Linked DNA regions of Homo sapiens: region 1 is linked to region 2. A link is a loop called in an ENCODE intact Hi-C map of the cell type or tissue named here. Cell type or tissue: mesothelial cell of epicardium. All regions are shown on one strand. Each heading gives the region's core, and the rest is flanking DNA. Links, peaks and the distances in the headings are about the cores only.

Region 1 (8,361 bases), core at 84-8,083, 500 kb after region 2:
AAAGAAGTTGTATGCTACATAAAGAAAATAATCTCCAGAATGAGTTTACTTTCTATTTTTTGAATTATTTTAACTCTAAGAAGAGCTTTATAAATCTATGTGCTATAATAAAGAACTTTTGAAATTTTCAAATAATAATAATAGTAGTGTATTGAGGAGGTTGGAAAGAAATCGGAACCCTCACACAGCGCTGGTGGGAATATAAAATGGTACAGCTGCTTTGGAAAACAGCTTGGCAGTTTCTCAAACAGTTAAACATAGAGTTACTATGACCCAGCAATTCCACTGCCAGGTATATCCATCATGGACTAACAGATAAACAAAATGTGGTATATCATACAATGGAATATTATTTGGCCATAAAAAGAGGAATGAAGTACTAATACATGCTACAACATGGATGAACCTTGAAAATGTTATGCTAAAGTGAAAGAAGCCAGTCATGAAAGACCTTATAGAATATGACTCTACTTGTATAAAAGTCCAGAACAGAAAAATCTATAGAAGCAAAAAAATAGATTAGTGGCTGCTTAGGACTGAGGGGAAGATGATTGGGGTATAGGAGACTGAAAGCTGAAGGGTGCAGGATTTGTTTTTGAGGTAATGAAGATGTTCTACAATGGACTGTGGCAACATTTGCACCTATCTGTGAATATACTGAAAAGCATCAAATTGTACACTTTAAGTGGATGAATTGTATGGTAAGGGGATTACATCTCAATAAAACCATTAAAAATAAATACATTAAGTGTGATTGTGAAAGTGGAAAATCCATCTTAACCACCGTTAACATCAAAATCAAAAGGTTGGCTCGCCTTTCCATGACCCCCGTTCATCTCTGGTACCTCCTCCTACTCTAGACACATGTGCTGCTAGTTCAACACAGCGCTTCTTACATGCACATATTCTGAATGGTCTTATCTCATTTTCAACTTGTTAGACACCCTGCCTCCACTACCTATGTGTTCCATGTGTTTTAAATTTACTCCATCTGCAAATACACACCTTGCCCCAAACTGTAATGCAGGGCTCCAAAGCAATCATCTGCAAATATCTAAAGGTTTATATCAAAAGACATAGAATATATCCCAGAATTCATCCATTATTTCATCTAGCTAAATGCGATAGATGTCAAAGGGCTTATAAACATTCAAGATTATTAATATAATCATATTAAATTCTATACATTATTTCTTTCCATGTTGGTTGTGTCACCCAACCATAGGAATATGTGTTAGGCACTATGAAAACAACCATATGTAAAAGAGTCATTAACTGTCACATTAGAAGAGACCTTAAGAGATATTCACATAGAATTCTCTCAATTTATATAGTTGAGGATACTAAGATTCAGAAAGTAAATATAGTTTTCTAATGTCACTCACTAAGACAGCCAATTCCCATTTAAGGTCCTTCCTGTCATTCCAAGATGCTCCTGCCTGTAATCCCAGCACTTTGGGAGGCCAAGGCAGCACAATCACTTGAGGCCAGGAGTTCAAGACTAGCCCGGGCAACATAGTGGAACCCCTGTCTCTATGAAAAAAATAATTAGTCAGATGTGGCATGTGCCTGTTGTCCCAGCTACTCGGGAGGCTGAAGTGAGAGGACTGCTTGAGCCTAGGAGGTTGAGTCTGCAGTGAGCCATGATAGTGCTACTGCACTCCAGCCTGGGTGCCAGAGTGAGACCCTGTTTCAAAAAAAAAAAAATAAACAACAACAAAAAAACTACAAAGAGGCCAAAAACTCTTAATGATTATACACACACACCTACAGAGGAAAAATATCACACAAATAAAGTACTACAATCTAGTAAAGTGAATACTAAAGTTAACAGTATGTTTAAACTTCAATTTCTCTCTTTATTTTCAAAAATATTTTAAATAGCTTTAGATAACATGAATATTTGGCCACTTCTACTTTGAATCACAATGTAAACAGAATTAATAATTCTGTTGAATTATACACACAATTAAGTTTATGAAACCAATTTAAATTAGTTAACCATTTTCTCATATTACTGGATTCAGAAAAGCTCTAACTTATTCAGTCATCTGTTATTAGCATGTCAAGTTTCCCCAACTTTAAATCATGATTGCTAAACTACAGGAAAGTCAACTACAGCAAAGAGCAAACTCTCCCATTTGGTAACAATTGAAAGGCAGGGCACCACAATACAATTCATTCCAATAAGTTTTCATATCACTTCAAAATATCAGGATAGTCCGGTATCCATGTATAACTTGAGGCAATTTTTGTATTCTGTTTACAGCAATATAATTTCATAAGAGTTCTTTGGTGAAAAGCAAATCGTGGTGTTAGAGAAAAAACAAAATTTCACTTCATTTTTTAGCTAACTTCAGACTCATCCATCTAGAAGAAACATACTCAAGGTATTCCGAAATAACAAAAACCTCAAACTGCATCACAGTTGGCATCTTGACATTTAATACATTGAAAATCACAACATATGAAGTGTCTAAGACAGTAAACACAGTAAATAATCATTCAATTCTTTATTCAAATATAAATAATATTCATGTTTAACCAATGTAGAAATTACAAATATATGTAATTACATATATGTAATGTATGTATGTGTATGTGTGTGTATATATATATTACATATCCCAGAAGAGTAGTACAGATTGTTTTCATCATGTGAAGAGCATGAAAATCCGAGAGTTCTATATATCTTTAAATTTCTCCCAGTGCCATTGTTTAATAGTTAAAACCTGCCATATTTAATACCTACCAATAATTTGAACTTATATACTTTTGCTAAATGCACAGGAAGGAATTTCAGATTGCCGATATCACACTCTCGTTGTGAAGAGGTTGTGTCAAGTTCTTCTAGTGAAGGGAGAATTTCAAAAGCAGGAAAAGTGTGGGAGAACAGTGGGGGAGGACTGTTAAGAAATCACTGCTTCATTTCTTCAACTGGGCAGCAACTTGTGCTAATGAAACTCAGGTGGACATTAGACTGCCAGCCCCAGGGTTTCCCTTGCAAGGCTACCCTCAGCTATGGCAATGGGGGCTCCTATAAGCCTCACAGAGAGGTGCTACTTTAAAGAGAAACTGAAAAAAGTAAATAGGATCATATTACAGTGGAGCTGCTGAAACCTACGGCTTTAGGGCAAAAATGAAGTTATTTCACTTCAACTACCTTTAAAAAGCACAGACATTCCGAATTACAAGCAATTCTACCGCAGGAGACATGGATGTAATGTTTATACCCATCTGTGAACCTATCTAATGATGCCCTGGTGCAAAGATGAATAGATTCAGTTAAGAAATGATTGGTTTCTCTCTTTTCTTTTCATGTCTTCAGTTCCACTAGTAGTTACTACTTACAGGCTTCCTTGTGTCTCACACAACAGGTTTTTTCCCCTCTTAAATGAGAGTTACCCTCAGAGTGTGCTTTCAATCTGGATGTTAGCCCCTAGAGCTTCGCTGCTATAAATTCGTGTCCAAGTCTGCCTTCGTAATTAAACATGCTTTAGTTCTAAAATCTAAGTGAGTTAAGTGATTTTGATGTCGTTGCCCAAGATTTTTGGTTTTGTTTTTCGTAACTCCACATTTCCAGGTTTGAGGACCACAGTACAAGTTCCCTAAACAAGCCATCTCCACCAGGGCTGAGACTTAAGTAGGTATCAATGAGCAAACCCAGACGCCAGCAAGTAATTCTTTGTTACAACTATTTTCAGCTGCACATTTTTTTAAAATGGTTTTGAAACTTCCTGACAAACAATTTCATTCACAGCATGAGAAATAATGTAATCATGAGACATAGCAAAGACAAAGTATAAATATTTCCCTTACCTGGATCATGGAAAGGCACCAACGCAAAGTTGAAAAGAGGTCTTTTAGGTCTTTTCAAAGACGTCTCCAAAATTTTGGAAGCCCCTTCAATCACCTGAACTAAATCATCATACATAGAACCAGTCACATCAAACACAAAAGCCAACGTGGAGGCCCCCTCGGGAATTTCCTCAGCTCTGATCTCTGACTGGGGGCTCGCATCTTGAGCTAGGGAAGAATAAAGAAGAGCAAACAGGAATACTGTATGGACAACTTCCCAGGAAATCATTTTCTTTTTTTTCCCCCTCTTTTTCCCCCTCAGCGCCTAAGCACTGTGCTCAGTCCTCCTCAACAACAGGCAGAGGGTTTCCTCTCAGAGTAACTCATCAGACTCTTGGAATCTCTGAACTAGCAAAAAGTTTGGCGCTGAGAATCAGACGGGGACAAGCACCAAACTCGAATCCCTCCAGGGGTTGGGCAGGGCAGGGATGCGGCAGCTTTTGTCTGGATGCGGCTTCCTCCTGGACTGCTATCTGCCCGCGGGCCCTGGACAGCCTGTGGCGGAGTGCGGGCGGCGCGTCGGGTCCATGCCCCGGGGGCAGCTCTGAGCCTGCGGCGCCGCGGCCCGAATCCCGCTGCCCTCGCCGCCGCCGCTGCTCTCCGCCTGGGCCAGCGACTGAGGTTCCCAACTTTCCACTGTTTGCAGCTCACGAGCGACGAGGGGAAGCCTGGCTCGGCCTCGCCTCCTGATTGGCCAGTTGCCGTCCTCCCTCCTTTGCTCTGGAGGCCCCCCCGGAGGGTGACTTTTCCCTCCACTGATTGTAGGGTCAATTCAGTCCCAGGGAAGCGCTTACGGTGTCAGCTCGGTTCCCACCGGCACCGTTCCTAACCTGCAAAACGCTAGTGTAAACAATGGCTTTCAAGAATGTGTGGCAAAGACCCAAACCGAGGGACACCACACTAGCACAAAGGGAATTTTGTTTTTCTATTGTGTACAACGCGGCTTTAGACACCTCTTTCCTAATTCCCCCCAAAAGTCAAGACGCCCCAGCCCAGCCTCCTGCCTCTCAGCCCACAACTCGGCCCAGCCAGGAGGGGGAGCTGGAAAATTCTCTCAGCTGCGAGGCAGCCACACTATCGCTCTTTGATCTCCTCTGAGACTCTGGACTGCAGGGAAGGAAGGGAGGACAACGCTGAAGGGGCAAGAAGCCCAGGAAGAGGAAAGGGGCTGCTGAGGGAAATGAGAGACAAGAACTAGGTAGTCACTAACTGTAGAGGGGAATGTGAATACAGGATGGAAGCCCCGTAGAAAGGACAAGGAGGAGGGGCGAGAGAGGTGTGGGGAAAGATGAGACATAAAATTCATATTAAAGAGAAAATTGATTTTTTAATTGTATTATCAAGATTCACATTTGCTGAGCAGTTTGAATCCTACGCTCAGCATAGTAAGGCAGAATAATATCCCCGTTTCAGATTTCCTCCCCTGGAACAGTCATGCCTCAGGTCTCAGCCAAAGATCTATTGGAAAGGTGCTCCCCTCTATGGCATTTTCTTGCCAGTCAAGAAGGAAACCTCACCCTGGAAGACATGCCAACGTTTTTCCGTGTTGTGATTGCTATATACGTTATAGTACTAATAACAGAGATAAGAGGATAAGCAAAGAAAGTCTACCATGAACTAAGGATTCTTTATGTCATTTTAATAAAAACGCATTTCCTTCCTGGAAAAGGAGTTGTTGTCCAGATCCCAGCATTTAAAGAGGGGCAAACAGGCATCTTGATCTCTGTTTGGATGTATATTAGACCGCCCACCCAACGGAGATGCAGCCTGAGGAAGAGTTAGCTCCCACCAACCTTTTGTAATCTACAACTGTCTTCTCTTTCAGTCCCAGCGGCTGTGGAACCCGAGTTTATGATACCTATAAGTCATGTCACTTAAAGGAAGCAGACAGGCCATTTGGGCTGAGTGGGAATATGAGAGGAAAGGGGGAAGGTACTTCCTTCTCAAGCAGTATTTAGAGAATGCTATTTGAGTCTCCCATTCCGTTGTTTATTTAAAAAGGATTTCATTCTAAGTCTTAGAGACCTGAGCTATTCCAGGTGCTCAAGGGAGGCCACAGAGCCTAGTGATTAAGAGTTCTGGGTCAGATACCCTGGGTTGAAAGCCCAGCTGTGACATTTAACTGTGTGACCTTCAAGAAGGTTACCAAACTTTTTCAGACCTGTGTTTACTCAGCTGTAAATGGGAATAATGATAGCACCCACCTAATAAGGATTAAATGATCTATAAATGTTCCATGTGCACTTGAAAAGAATGCTGTTGGGTGGAATGTTCTATAAATGTTAATTAGGTCAAGTTGTTTAATAATGTTCCAATCTTCTATATCCTTACTGATTTCTGCCTATTTGTTCTATCAGTTTTTGAGAGTGGTATTGAAATATCTGACGACAATTGTGGATTTGTGTATTTCTTCTTGCAGTTCTATGAGTTTTAGCTTCATGTATTTGAAGCTCTGTGGTTAGTTACATAAGCACATAGGATTATTATGTCCTTTTGACATAATGGACATGAATTGACGCCTTTATCATTATGAAGTTGCCTTCATTGTCCCTGGTAGTATTATTTGTTCCAAAATATACTTTGTCTGATATTAACACTGCAACTTTCTTTTGATTAGTGTTGCATGGTGTATCATTTTCTATCCTTTCACCTTTAACTTATTTTTTTCTTTATATTTAAAGTATATTTTAGGTAGTCACCCTAAAATTGGGTCTTGCTTTTTCATCCAGGCTAATAATCTCTGCCTTTTCATTTGTGCTCTTAGATGTTTTACACTCAATGTGATTATGGATATGGTTGAGTTTAAATCTGCCACCATGCTATGTGTTTTCTATTTCTTCCATCTATTCTTTGTTCCTTTTTTTTTTTTTTGCCTTCTTTTTGAATATTTTATGATTCCATTTTATTTCCATTGCTAGCTTATTAGCTAAAACTCTTTTAGTGGTTGCTTTACAGTTTATAGTATACATCTTTAATTTACCAGCCTTTCTTCATGTAGTGTTATACCACTTCATGTATAAGAACCTTAGATTAGTATACTTCCATTTCTCCCCTCCTGACTTTTTTACTATTTTTGTCATCCATTTTTATTGCATATTACTATATTTTAAATCCCACATTATATTGATTTTTTTGCATAAGGAGTCAGTTATCTTTTAATGAATCTAAATAAGAAAAATGTAGCATATTTACCCAGGTAGTTACCATTTTTTGTGCTGTTCATTTCTTTGTGTAGATCCAGATTCCCATCTGATATCACTTTCCTTCTCACTAAGAGACTTTCTTTAATAATTTCAGTAATGCAGTTCGACTAGAGACAAATTCTTTCACTTTTGTATGTCTGGAAAAGTTTTTATTTCACTTTTGTTTTTCAAAGAGTTTTTTCTTTTTTTTTTTGCTGAGTAAAGAATTCTAGGTAGACAGGTTTTTTGTTTTTCTTTCAGTACTTTCATTTGTCTTCTTGCTTGTATTGTTTCCAATAAAAAGATAATCTCTATCATCTTTGTACTTACTTGTTCTATATAAACCATGTATGTTTTTAAGAGTTTTTTTATTGTTACTGTTTTTGAGCAGTTTGATTATGATGTGCATTGATGTGGCTGCCCTCATATTTCTTGTACTTCTTCCATCTGTTTTCATCAAATTTGGACATTTGGGGCCATTATTTTTTCTGTCTTCAACCTCCTTTCCTTTAGGGGCCCCAATTAACACATATATGAAGCTACTTAAAGTTCTTCCACAGTTCACTGATGCTCTCTTAATTTTAAAAAAATTATTTTTTTCTTTTGTCACTATGCTTCATTTTTTATAGTTTCCATAACTATTTCTTCAAGTTCGTTAACCTTGACTTCTCCCTATTCAATCTGCCAATTGCCTCATCCAATATATTTTTCATCTCAGGCATTGTAGTTTTCAACTCTTGACGTTTAATTTGGATCTTTTTTATGTCTTCCTTTTCTCCTTTTAAGTGTATAAATAGAACACAGTTATAATAACTTCAATGTGTGCATTTGGTCATTTTAATATCTGTGTCAGTTCTGGATCAGTTTCAATTGGTCAGTACTCCTACTTGTTATGGATTGTATTTTCTTGCGTCTTTTCAAGCCTCATAATCCTTGACTACCTATCAGACACTGTGAATTTTAACCTTGTTAGGATAACAAGGATATCTCTGTATTCCTATCAATACGCTAGGACTTTATTCTGGGACAGAATTAAGTTGCTTAGAAACAGTTTGATCCTCTTAGGGCTTTCTTTTAAAAATTGTTAGGTGAAACCAAAGCAGTATTCAGTCTATGGCTAAGTATTTCCACTACTGAGAAAAGGCCCTTCTGTATACTCTGCCCAGTACTCTATGAATCATGGGGTTTTCTAGTCTGACTAGAGATGGTCTGGAATGTGACCCCAGGGTACAGGTATGAGGGGTAGAGGTAATGAAGTAAGGAAGAAAGGATAGCCAATATAAGAGTACATTATCAAGTTGATTGCTTTTAGGTCTTTTAT
Region 2 (8,361 bases), core at 118-8,117:
AGTTATTTAATTTGACACATTTTTATCAAATGTCTTGAACTAGAAGTCATAGTTAAATGTACCCATGATGAAATCTTGTCATCTGAAAATACACAGAAATATAATAGTAAAAAATACATTTTTTCATTTTCAAAAACAGATGTCCTGAGTTTTGAAATTATTTGTACCAATATATTACTTGAGAATATTAACATTGTCCACTCCTTACATGAAGAGAAATCTGTTTCACTAAAAGAATTGTGGCTTCCTTGGTTTGTATGTGTGAGGGCACTCTCAGATGGCCAGATCTTAAAAACATGAGACACATCTTCTCTGAGGAGGTTCAATCTTGCCCTAATTAAATAGTGGTCACCACAGGCTCAGCCAATCATAACAAACACATGTGGCAAAATACTTGGCTATGGAGAAAAAACATATTTCTGGGAGACCCTGTGGACCTCTTGGGATCATAGAAGAGGCATTTTAGAGGAAAGCAAATATTCTTTGGCTCTTACTGGGTAACTGAAGCCTTAATTATATTAAATAAATCAGTGGTTGGATTGTTGGTGGTGAAAACTGTTAGTGTCTTTGGCCCTACACTTGAAGAATGTTTTTTATTTTTCTTTTAGAGTAACAGCTCACAGACATATATAATTCACTTCTTATAGGATGATAACAAAAACATATAGCCACCTATTCATGAAGGCAAATATGAAGGAAAAAGCCATTCCCCTCATCTGTACTTAGATAACTTACACTTTCTGTTTTTTCTTTTTTTAAAATCAAATTGTAAAAAAAATTTCATAAAGCATAGGGAAAATAAGGTTAGCATTTTATTGAATATTTGAAACAAGGACTTCCATCAAGAAGGCGTCCCTTATCCCTGTATGATTTCTTAGCTTAACAACCTTAATGAATTTTAATGAATTTTAATTTTGTGGAAAATTCAAGCTCCCTCTTCCACTCCTTCCATGATCTCCATGGTCATCTAGAGGATGTCAGCACATTGAGGAACATTTTGTACTTTATTACTGAAGAGGAAGATGATTTAAAAATTACACATGAGCTTGTATCCTGTGATTTTTGTTTTGCCAAACAAGACTCTTGCAGGAGCTCATAGAGCGTGGTGTAATTTGTAGATGCTGGGGAAAGTCTCTGGGTCATGAAGGATGTTATTCCTTTAATAACATTCCTTATTACAATACATATATCACACAAAGAATGGGTAGAGTTATTGACTTGCCTTGTATTTAGGATGAGTCTAACAGCAAAGTAGTTATGAAAATATTTAATAGGACCCTGAGAAGGAGTCGCAGGAGGAAAATGCTGGAAGTCAATGGATGGTGATGATGATATATAGTCGCTGATAGGGAATGAGGACTTACCATATGTTAAAAATATCAGTGGAATATCACAGTTGAGTCCAGAGCCCAGATGAGTTTCTGTGTTCCTTTCTACTTCTTGCCTGCCTCTTGTTTTGCTGTCTACCCTTCCCCCCTCCACTTCTCCATTTGTATCACAACTCATTTTGTTCCCTCCTGCCACACACATTGACTCACCTGTGTGTCAGTCACACATTGCCTGTGAATGAGATGAATGTCCTGCCTGCCATTGCTGCTAATCTAAGTGTTCACGTCTTCCTCGCGCTGTGGTTGTACAGGCCCATGTTAAGGATGACCTGAGTTTGTGAGCCGTCTTCTAGGTCTCAATCAATTCATCTTGTTTCCTTTTTTTTTTTTTTTTTTTTTTTTTGAGACGGAGTCTCACTCTGTTGCCCAGGCTGGAGTGCCGTGGTGCGATCTCGGCTCACTGCAAGCTCCACCTCCTGGGTTCATGCCATTCTCCTGCCTCAGCCTCTCAAGTAGCTGGGACTACAGGCACCTGCCACCACGCCCAGCTAATTTTTTGTATTTTTAGTAGAGACGGGGTTTCATCGTGTTAGCCAGGATGGTCTCGATCTCCTGACCTGGTGATCCACCTGCCTCGGCCTCCCAAAGTGCTGGGATTACAGGCTTGAGCACTTGTTTCCTTTTAAGCTGTGTAAACTTCCTGGCCCAGAAAGCTGGGAAATAGATGCCATTGCTCATAGTGGCCTCATGATGATGATGATGATGATATAGTAGCTGATAAGGTAATGAGGACTTACTATGTGTCATGAACTCTAAGTTATTTGAATGTACTACGTTTTAACCCTCAAAATTGGTCTTATGAGTTTAGGAACTATTATTCTCATTTTATAGATGAAGGAATTAAGATTCCTTCTACATGAAGATCAAGGAACTTGCCCAGAGCACAGAGGAGGTAAGGGATGGGCTGGAATTTGAGCCCAGTCTGTGCGGTTCTGGAGCTCATGCTTTCAAATGATTCCCTCTATTTGACTTTCACCTCCAGGTACTCAGCTCAAATGTCTGAAGAATATCAGAAGTTATAGACTTTTCTACGCAACTTGGTTGAAGATAGTCTTGTTTCTGCCTTTTTCTATCTGCCCTTCTTAAGGAACCCTCAACATCACTTGCAGATTATTGGGGTCCATTGTTGCTTTCTGTTGACCTTAGCCACTCATAGGTTCTGTTGCTCTGGAGGACATCTGGGACCTGAGGAGTCATTCCATGGAGGCTTCTTCTGGGAGTTGCTTGTATATCTCCTCATTGGGAATGACTCACCCAACCCTAGGGTGAGAGGGTGTCAGGAATAAGAGATGTGATGCCTGCCCAATGAGTCACACACTTTTCTCCTCCGGAACTCCTCTTGTCTTGCTTCTGCCTAGACCTCACACACTCTGCTTCTTCGCTTAGAGTGATTCAATTCTGTTGTTCTTTCAACCCTGCTCAAAAGTAGGTAGATGTCTCAATGGAACTGTTTGTCTTGAATTTTCACTTTCACGAAAGGTCGAGGTGCTTCATACAAACCAAGAACCCATATACAAAACAAACAGTGCCTTTTCTAATAATCATCATGCATTCTCAACACTTCTTATATGTTTTCTGTCCAAGCAGACAGATCATGTTCATGTTTCTATATTCTCTATATGTAGTTGTAGGTGGTGGGACTAGAGGTCTCCACTAGAGTAGAGCAGGACAGAAGTCACCTTGGAATCGCTGAGCATAGCTCCCTTAGTTCTGAGGGCTCTTGTGTTTTGAGGATTTATTAAAATTTGGTAGTTCAACTCTGAGGGGTAGCAAACGTTACATCTAATGCCAACCAATTCTCCTGGAGTGTTACGTTCAGGCATGTGACTGTGTAGGTGAACTGTCTAAGTGAACTCATTGATAGCGGCTATATCAAGAGTGAGTACTCAGATCCAATAATGAGAAAAGGTCCATAATGCTGGAGATATTCTTTTCCTAAAGCATCATGGGAAGAGAGCTCTGTCCTGGTACTCATAGCAGCAGCTGAGGCATAGGATTCTGTCTTTACCATTGGGCTCCAGACTCAAAATATGTGAACAGCTTTGCTGGTGAGTAAAATATTTTTCTTTCCGGCATCTTCCTTCCATGCTGGATTGCCTTATGTGTTATGAAAAGGCAACTCCATTGCTGTCATATATCCTAGATCTACCACAGCCAGAGTTTCCACAACTTTATAGGGAAACTGGAAATAAAGAACTTTCAACATAGGATCCTGGCCAGCTTGGCTGGGAGCCCCTCCACTGAGCATAACACTGGGCTGTAGGTAGCCTACCATAAAGAGATTGGCTTCTGTAGATGACTATGCTATTCCAATGGCTGTGGCTTTTATCAGGGTTGGGGGCTTTGCATGGCTTTCTAAACTTTAAGATGTGATTCACAAAGGCTAATTTCTAATAAAAACCGGTGACCCTCTGCCGTCATTGTGTATATCAAGAGAGATCTAAGAAGGACTGATTTCTGTCTTTCACACTCTTTTAAGCATTTGTGGAATCTCTGGAGATAGGAGCCTAGAGCGTGATGGACTGGCTTTGTAGAAAACCTGCTGTTGCCACAGGTATAGGCTCAAGCATTTGCATTTTGTGAATAGATAAGAAGCAGCTAGGATGAACAGACACCCCAGATACTATATGTTTACAGCCGTATGTATGCATGTGACTGTGCACATATTTATGTATATGTTGGGAGGGGGAGAAAGGATACTTGGAATATTAACATATCCTAGATATGAAAAATAGAGTAGATATCAGGCTAAGGTTTAAAAGTATATATATAACTGATTTTCTATAAATACAGAACAGCTATTAGAATAAATTCAAAGTCCTAGTTAAAACTCTAACTCATGAACACCCTGTGTTGGCACAACATCAGAATCATGATTCAGCAAAAACACAAAGTGCATCAAAATTTCAGACATGAAATCTCATAAGTATGTTACATATCTTCTTTCCTTTGTTTCAAATTGCTAAATGTGAAACACTGCCCTACATGCGGACATGTTGGTACTAGTCAAAGGAACACTAGCTGCTGTAACAAATGAGTCCCCAAATCTCAGTGGCTTATAATAAAACTTATTTCTAGCTTATGAACACACTATTGCAATTCCTGGTAGATGAAGTAACCAACCATCCTGGGTTGCCCAGAATGGAGGGGTATCCTGGAATACAAGATTTTCAGTGTTAAGACTGGAGAAGTTCTGGGTAAACCAGGACAACTTGGTCATCCTACTGGTCAAACAACATTTTTTGAAACTGGGACCCAGGTACTTGGCTTTTTCCCATCTTATGACTTCAACCACTTTATCACTTGACTTCCAAGGCTCCCCTGAGGGCTGTATTCGTTCCCATCCAGCTAGAAACAGAAAAGAACATGGAAGATATCATGGAAGCTTTTCTGGCCAGTGCTGGAAGTGGCATATATCACTTCTTCCCTTATTCAATTGGCTAGAGTCAGACACATGGAAACGCTTAGCTACAAGAGTGACTAGGAATGGCAGTCTTCTTTTCAGAAAGGCCTTATTTAATGATCAGTGAGTAGTCTTTGGTATATCAACATATATAGATTGTGTTGAATATACAGAAATAGATGGCAAACAGTGATTTGGTAACATGCAATCTAATATTTTCCCCAAAGATTTTTGTTCTCTGATCATTCCTTTCAAAATTGCTTGCACATTCTTAGGAATTATTTTTATAGCCATTTAGCAGTTTATTTCTTCCACTGAGTCTTTCCCAACAGGAACTATTTCTTAAAAATCAGGGAGTACTCAGTCTTCATCAGGAAGATGTGGAATGGGGTTGTTCTTACCCACTGCTTGGCAGAGAAGACATTCCGCTTAACTGTGCTATCTGCTTGCCAAGGTTACCACATCAGGAAGGTCAGAGAGCCTGTTCCAGGGATGTGTGCTGAAGTTTGTAGCAGTTGGGTAGGCATCAGCCTTTCAACCCAGACAAGAGCAGGAAAATGGAGTGCTCCTGAGAGTTATTTTTCAGAAAAGGAGCAGGTTCGAATACCTGATATGATGAAACATTTGAGAAAATTGAGCATTATTATCAGGAACATATTACAAGACACAAAAGGCCTTCTCAAAAAAGGCTCTATAAGAAAGTATGTGTAATCATAATAAACTTCTTGGCTTTTAGGTGAACGACGTATAAGTAAAATAACAACATAAACACAAATGATAAAATTACATTGGATACATGGCAAAAGGAGTTTGGGCCTGATGTAAAAAACAAAAAGGTCATATCCTTATAACAGAAATACAGATAGTGTCTAAAACTGATAAATCAGGGAATAGAAGTGTAGGCATGTTTATTTGAGATAATTACTATAAAACTTAGAAAAAGTTAAAAGTAGTTTGAAGGGGAGATGAACCAAGGGATGAGGAAAGTGGGGCTGGAAACAATTGTTCTTATAACCCATTCAATGCTGTTTTATAAAAAGTGACTAAGTGTATTGTTAAAAATAAATGTTTATATACATGGACATAAAGATGGAAACAATAGACACTGAGGATTCCAAAACAAGAGAGGTGGAGCATGGGCTGAAAAACTTCCTATTGGGTACTATGTTTACTATCTTGGTGATGGGATCAATAGAGGCCCAAAGCTCAGCATCATGCAGTATATCCTTATAACAATGTACCCCTTAAATCTAAAATTTAAATTAAAAAACAGGTGTTTATTTTTAGAAGGGTAGTGCATCCTTTGGATTTCCATAAACATATACCAATAAATAGAAAATATTGTTGAGGTTCCACAAAATTCCACAATATTTGCAAGGAAGCAAAAACAATAAAGATAAACAAGATCATGTGTGAATGCTACATAGAGTAAGACTGGGTGGCTTAGTATCAGGGCGTATATGAAATTGTACACATTACACCAACAGTAAGTACAGAGTGAAATTTATGGATTTTCAGCTAAAGCATTTTTTTTTCTGGATTGGGAACTACTGAGATAAAGGAGAGATACTACAGGAATATACCTCAGGCATGTAATTAAACAAAAAGTAGAAAACAGAATTAATGTGGAAAAACTCAAGATGGTGCAGCGAGAGAAAAATTAAAAGATGAAGTCATGATTCCTGGCATGTTAGTTAAGATAATGCTAGCTGCTGTAACAAACGCTTAATGTAAAATGAGTCGAACATCATCATAGGAGTTTGTTCTTAGCATCTAAGATGTCCAGAGAGTGGTGATTTGGGGGCTCTAGGCTCTTTCCATCCCATGGATGTAGTGTCTTCAACACATACCTAACAAAGCAGCATACCCACCTGCATCCAGCCAGTAGGTGGGTTAAGAGCATGGAGGGTCATATGGGGATTTCTACCAGCCAAGCCTGAAACTGCTATGTCTCACTTTTACCTACATTGCATTGGCTGGAATTCAGTTATATGGTATGATGATTAATTTTATGTGTCAACTTGACTGGGCCACAGGATGCCTAGGTATCTGGTCAAACATCATTCTGGATGTTTCTATGAAGATGGTTTGGATGAGATTAACATTTAAGTGGGTAGACTTAGTAAAGCAGATTGTCCTCCATGGAGTGTGTGTGTGTGTGTGTGTGTGTGTGTGTGTGTGTGTGTCTTTCAGTCAGCTGAAGGCCTGAATAGAATGAATGACTGACCCTCCCCTTACTGAGAGAGAATTCTCCTGCCTGCCAGCCTTTGAACTGAAACATTGGCTCTCCCAGACTTGTGGTTTTTGACCTGGGATGTTGACTCTTCCTGGTTCTACAGCAGTTTGTTGGCCTACCAGTCTTCATAATTATGTGAGTCAATTCCTTACAATAAATCTCCTTAGGCATAGTCTTCTATTGGTCTGTTTCTCTGGAGAACCCTAATACATATGGTTACATGTAACTCTAACAGAGGCTGTGGAGAATAGTCTTTGTGTCCAGGAAGAAGAGGAATGGGATTAGAGAATAGCTAGCCTATCTCTGCTGTTCCTAGGGAAGCCAGACCCTGGGAGTCAGGCTTTCAACCTTAAAAAAGATTCTAGTATACAAATTTGGCATTGGAGCAGTGAAGTCATCTGCCATTGGGGACCATGCTTTCATGAAAAATTATTTACCAGCAGTGACATATGTAGACTGATCACCAAAGGGACTTCCCTAATGCTCTGGACATGACATATAAAACTCCTAAGAGCTTTGCAAAGGTAATAGCAATAATGACTCAGTTTGACTTTTCCTGACTCAGAGGGAAGGAAGATTAAATCTGATTTAGAGAATGTTTTAGCTTCTGCTTCCCAGCAAACAACCACAAAATGTCAGTGGCATGTCACACTGACTTTTCTCTATTCCACGTTGACAGGTAGGCTGAAAGGGGTTGTCTGATCCAGGCTGGGCTTGGCTCTGTGCTACAGGTTGGATATGGATCTGCTGTTTGTGTATCTCATCATTCTTGGACCAGTAGCATGTTCTTCTCATGGCTAAAGGCAGGAGTAAGGCAAGATAGGGAAGGCAGAACAGCTTGGGTAAATTGGTAGATGGCGATGTCATTCCCTAAAATAGGGAGAAAAGGAGGTAGATATGGGAAAGGTAGGAAACAGATGATAAGCTAAATTTTGAATCTGTTTGAGGTTTGAGACATCCAAATAGAGACATGCCTTGTAATGAAAACACAGAGAGCACACTATATTCTTGTAAGTTACAAAACCAGTCTGTTCTCCACGCATTTCAGTTCTAGTTTCCCTCTCCCATGTACACTTCACACCAGAAAGTGTTTTCCTGGAAGGCCAAGAGATAGGCCATGATCAAAGGATCAGGTGTTAGGCACCAGGTGTTTTCCATGTGGATATAATTGGAAATTTATTATTAAAACATGGAAAAAACATACAACCCAAGCCTATAGTAACTAGGTAAGATGAAGTTTGGCTTTTTAAATATTCACATGATAGTTCTAGGTGAATTGAAATCTCAAAACTTGAAAAAAGTAGGCTTAAGACAGAAAAGTATTCTTTCCCCAG

Evidence for each region. A loop is a pair of places that touch in the nucleus more often than their neighbours do. Peaks named below come from ENCODE experiments on the same cell type or tissue, not always from the same donor. Only the 100,000 strongest peaks of a DNase experiment are listed, where the experiment ranks them.
Region 1: it touches region 2 in a loop (7-fold over the local background); 2 of 110 quality-filtered maps call a loop at or near these places.

What each region holds. Positions count from the first base shown.
Region 1 is chr1:185,730,506-185,738,866 of GRCh38, reverse strand. It overlaps HMCN1 (hemicentin 1), which reads right to left and starts at 4,476. Exons shown (of 107, transcript NM_031935.3): 1 at 3,820-4,476. The coding sequence starts at 4,087. In mesothelial cell of epicardium, for the core only: no CTCF peak of the experiment used is centred there; DNase peaks (open chromatin) are centred at 4,456 and 4,896.
Region 2 is chr1:186,231,425-186,239,785 of GRCh38, reverse strand. No RefSeq gene overlaps it. Among named protein-coding and RNA genes, the nearest start is that of PRG4, 61 kb to the left of the region's middle. In mesothelial cell of epicardium, for the core only: no CTCF peak of the experiment used is centred there; no DNase peak of the experiment used is centred there.